2 separate regions of the Homo sapiens genome follow, and region 2 is linked to region 1. Evidence: read pairs that join two places in POLR2A ChIA-PET (ENCODE). Cell type or tissue: PC-9. All regions are shown on one strand.

Region 1 (2,500 bases):
CAGTGTGCTCTGCTGGGGCAGCATATTTGTACATTGCTGTATTTGAAAGAACCCTACAAGATTCCTGAAATTGGACCACCGTCCTTATAACACTACTAGTGGTAAAACAAGTAAGGATGGCTGGTTTGCAGTCATCTGAGCAGCCTCTCTAGTTTCATAGATATGGTTTCTCTGATATCGAACGGCTTCCAATTTCAAGTAGAATGCTACATCACAAGGATAATGATGTGAAGTGAACCAGTTTCTTGTGTAATCCTCCATGTTTTAGTCTGCGCATTACAAGCCATTATTTGAAGAAGGGTGGACAGGCTCCAGATTTCTGCCAAAGAGGTCCTCGGCAACACAGGCTAAGAACTGGCTTCTGGGCAGTCGTGATGGCTCACGCCTGTAATCTCAGCACTTTGGGAGGCCGAGGTCGGCGGATTACCTGAGGTCAGGAGTTCGAGATCAGCCTGGCCAACATGGTGAAACCCCGTCTCTACTAAAAACACAAAAATTAGCCGGGCTTGGTGGCGTGTGCCTGTAATCCCAGCTATGTGGAAGCCTGAGGCAGGAGAATCGCTTCAACCCGAGAGGCGGAGGTTGCAGGGAGCCGAGATCATGCGACTGCACTCCAGCCTGGGCGACAGAGCGAGACGGCGCAAAACAAAAAACAAACAAAAAACTACAACAGAAACACCCGCTTCTTTGGGGAAGACCATGGGCGGGGAAGAGAGGGAAAGGAGGCAGAGGCAGACATCACTGCCCCCGCAGGCTCTGGCACCATGTTGGTCGGCTGAGTGGCGGAGGGTGGGGCAGAAAAGCAGACCGGGACGAGGAAGGCGCTGTCGGTGACATCACGGATAGGGCGACTTCTATGTAGATGAGGCAGCGCAGGGGCTGCTGCTTCGCCACTGGCTGTTTCACCACGAAGGAGCTCCCGTGCCGTGGGAGCGGGTTCAGGACCGCTGGTCGGACCTGAGGGTCCCAGCTGTGTGTCAGGGCTAGGAAGGCTCGGGGGTGCGCGGGGCAAGTGACCATGTGTGTAAAGGGTGAGGTATATGGGGCTGTGACAGGGCAGAAGTGTGTGAAGTCATACTTACCTGGCAGGGGAGATACCATGATCACGAAGGTGGTTTTCCCTGGGCGAGGCTTATCCATTGCACTCCGGATGTGCTGACCCCTGCGATTTCCCCAAATGTGGGAAACTTGACTGCATAATTTGTGGTAGTGGGGGACTGCGTTCGCGCTTTCCCCTGAATTTTTGTAATGAAAAAATAGACGGCAAGGGTTATTCTTAAAACTGCAGTTTTGTAGCTTGGGTGGCATGTTAAGTGTTCTCCTTACAGTCGCAACGATGGGAAACAGAAAGTAACGTGTTATCCTCTCCGCCGCCGTGAGCTCTTTTAACACTAGCTAAGTGGCCGCAGGGCTCTTCTCTTTCCTTTCCACTTGGGGCTGCTTTTTGCAGATCGCTTCATAGTCTCCAGTCTTTTGGGTTCTCATGCTCTGTGAAAACCTTCGTGTTTTTTCATAGCCCCCAGAGTCACCCTTCACACAGCCTCTGCTTCTAACCGCAGCCTCCGCAGGAGTTTGTAGGATGTCTGTGCTAGCGGGGAATGTGTTCTCACCTCCTAGAGCCAGGGAAGAAACTACGCAGTCGGGTGCTGTTCTTTGGGATGAAAGCAGGGTCCCCGTTCGGTTGTTAACATAACACGCTTGCTTTCTGTAGGGGAAGGGAGGTCTCTCCCGGCGCCCAGGTGCCCTTGCTCATGTTCACCGAGGCCTGCAGGTCAGAACCGCAGTCTCACCTGTCGCCAGAATGTGCTGCGATCTACCCCAACTACCCGAACTACCCAGCAATAAAATAGGACACATTACGGAAACATGAAATAGCGTGGATCATCTCAAAAACATTATGCCGAGTGATGAAAAGAGTGCACCCTGTGTGGCGGCATCAAGGTGAATTTCTACAACAGTTAAAACTAACCTGTATAGTGACAGAAACTACATCATTGACTGCTGGCCTCAGGGGGAGGGCGGAACTGACTGCAAAGGGCACAAGAGGACCTTTTAGAGTAATAGACACGTCATCAAACTTGAAATGGATGCATTGTACCAAAGTCAACTCACACCTTAATCAACCTGATTGTAAAAAGGAATAAGAAAACCACTCCAAATCTTAATGTCTTCTACTTAATTTAGTGTACGTTTATCCTTAGAAGATTCCTTTAGAAAAATATCTCTCTAACTGTAATCGGGAGTTGAGGAATTCCTTCGTTTCTGTTTCTGTCTCTTTGTCTGCAGTTAAGTTCATGCACTATTAAATGGAATGTTTGTAAAATAAAAATAGAGTCTCAGCTAAATTTTATAAAGGCATACATATATGCGTCTTTATTATTTTATTATTTTTTCAGGTATATATATCCTTCTTTATTATTTTTTCTTCCTTTTTCTTTTAGGGACAGTCTAGCTAAAATATACATTCTTCTCCCTGTAGATGTACCACAAGACTGTAACT
Region 2 (2,500 bases), 1.1 Mb after region 1:
AGAGGCTGGACTCAGTTATTATAATTTTCAATTTTGTCAATAAAAACCGAATGGAAATTTGTTTTCTTACTTGTAGAAACCTCCTCACAAGACCTCCCATCTTACATTCCAGGGAGACTTAGCAGGGTATTCCGCCAAGACATAGGTTAGACTGCGGTTCTGATCTGCAGGCCTCGATGCCCTGCGCCGGGGCACCAGGGCACGGGCAAAGCCCTCCCCCTACACAAAGCAAGGGTGTTATGCCTACAACCGAACGGGGACACTAAGAGCCCCCAACATGCACGGTTTTCATTCCAAAGAAAACCACCAGTTCTGAGTACAACTTCCACCTGGCTCTATTAACTGAGTACACGTTTCCCCAGCACAGAAATCCTACAAACTCCCGTGAATGCTGTGGTGAAAAGCAGGAGCTGCCAGGGCAAGATGGATCGCACCTGCAATCCCAGCACTTCAGAAGGCTGGGCGGACCACTTGAGCCCAGGAGGTGGAGCCCAGCCTGAGCAGAATGGTGAAACTGCTACGAAAAAAGAAAAAGAAAGGAAAGAGAAAGAAAAGAAAATAAAAAAAAAAAGAGAAAAAACTAGCCGGGTGTGGTGGCGTGCGGTTGTCCTACTCGGGAGCCTGAGATGGGAAGATCGCGCCAGTTCTCCAGCCTGGACGGTACAGCGAGACTTGTCTTAGGGAGGGGGGGAAAAAACAACAAAAAAAACAGAGGCTAAGAGGTAACTCCGAGGATGACAGAAAACACCAGAGTTTTTAAGAGATGTTAGAAGCCCTGGGAGCACTGAACAAACCAGAAAGCTCCCGACCCTTGATCCCTGAGCTCCACCTAGCAAGTACCGCGGCAGCTAACCTGGGAGAACACCCCAACCAACAGAGACTGAAATTCGCCTCCCAAGAGAGTAAGTGGATAGTTCTAAGCTGTCCCCAAACATGGCCTCACAAAGGAAAACTAACCGTTGCGAACGGAAACAACTGACCGGACAGAACACAGCCACAAAACACGAGCCCGCACCCTGAGTTACAAAAACACTTACGGCTCACCTACTATTCGCACCACAGAAGCACCAGGGGAAAGCGCGAACGCAGTCCCCTACTATCACAAGTTATGCAGTCGAGTTCCTCACATTGGGGGAAAATGGCAGGGGTCAGTACACCCGGAACATAACGGATAAGCCTCGCCCTGAGAAAACCACCTTCGTGATCATGGTATCTCCCCCGCCAAGTAAGTATGAGCTTTTGCACCTCCGCCCCGCCACAGCCTCACACGCTTCACCCTTTACACGCACGGTCACTTGCCCCGCGCACGCCCCCCCCCCCCACCCCCCCCGCCCCCAGCCCTCCTAGCCCTGACACATAGCTGGGACTCTCAGGTCCGACCAGCGGTCCTGAACCCGCTCCCACGGCACGGGAACTCCTTAGTGGCGAAGCAGCAGCCCCTGCGCTGCCTCATCTACATAGAAATCGCCCTATCCGTGATGTCACCGACAGCGCCTTTCCCAGACACCGTCTGCTCTTCCGCCCCACCCTCCGCCGACTCAGCCGATCAACCCGCTGCCGGAGCTGGCGGAGGAAGTGACGTCTGTCTCTTTCTCCTTTTCCTCCTGCCATTGTCCTTTGGGGAGGTGCGCAGAGATCCCACGTCTGGTCTCCCCCTAAGACTGTGGTACTTGATCTGTGTCCTGCAGAGAACCCTTCTGGCGGCCAACAGGAAGCTTGTGCACCCTTCTTCAGATAATGTCTTTTAATGCGCAGACTTGAACGTTTAGGATTACAAGGAAAACCGGTTCCTTTCAAACCTGTTTATCTTTGTGATGTAGCATTCCGTTTCAAGTTGAAAGCCATTCAATGTCAGAGAGAAAACATATCTATGAAACCAGAGAGGCTGCTCAGATGGGTTGCAAACTAGCCATCCTTACTGGTTTTACCACTAGAAGTGTTACAAAGACAGTTGTCCAATTTTATGAATCTTGAAGGGTTTTTTGTTGTTGTTGTTATTTCAAATACAGTGTAATACAAAAATATGTGGCCCCCGCAGAGACGATTGGACACTCTCAGGCATGGTGATGGAGTTTGTCATCTCTTCCACGGCCATCTCAGAACCTTAGTGCTTACCTCATGTTAGTATTTTATATTCTCCAAAGACACAAAAATAATCCCAATTTGACAAAACAAACAAAAAAACATCTAGGGCATGTCTTATTTGAGGCGCTTAACAAATGACTGGATCATCTCCCTTGTATATAACCCAGAAAACACTGTGAAGTAGAGCAAAATTGGAAAGCCCAAGTCAAAGACCATTTGCAAATTTCAAGTAGATTCCAGTCTGTTGCTCAAATCACAAAACATGAAATGGAGGGGTCTCCCTTGGAGACCATAAAGTCTGTGACATGGTGGCCAGTTGGGTCACTGGAAAACATGGCAAAATATTGAAAATGAGGGATTAGGTGAGAGTGTAGCAACTGAACACTAAATGCTTGATCCAGGTGCCATTCCTGGA

The links. ChIA-PET counts read pairs that join two places held together with the same protein. Peaks named below come from ENCODE experiments on the same cell type or tissue, not always from the same donor. Only the 100,000 strongest peaks of a DNase experiment are listed, where the experiment ranks them.
Region 2: POLR2A ChIA-PET joins it to region 1 with 10 read pairs; 2 of 35 experiments call an interaction of 5 or more read pairs at or near these places.

What each region holds. Positions count from the first base shown.
Region 1 is chr1:145,464,355-145,466,854 of GRCh38, reverse strand. It overlaps RNVU1-31 (RNA, variant U1 small nuclear 31), which reads left to right and starts at 1,075; the gene lies at 1,075-1,238. RefSeq lists enhancers at 636-1,177, 1,342-1,391 and a silencer at 1,002-1,181. In PC-9, no CTCF peak of the experiment used is centred here; a DNase peak (open chromatin) is centred at 1,304; H3K4me3 peaks cover 1,719 bases; H3K27ac peaks cover 1,846 bases.
Region 2 is chr1:144,411,309-144,413,808 of GRCh38, reverse strand. It overlaps RNVU1-15 (RNA, variant U1 small nuclear 15), which reads right to left and starts at 1,233; the gene lies at 1,069-1,233. RefSeq lists enhancers at 1-71, 72-759, 626-1,334 and silencers at 840-1,134, 959-1,308. In PC-9, no CTCF peak of the experiment used is centred here; DNase peaks (open chromatin) are centred at 631, 1,098 and 1,567; H3K4me3 peaks cover 1,584 bases; H3K27ac peaks cover 1,470 bases.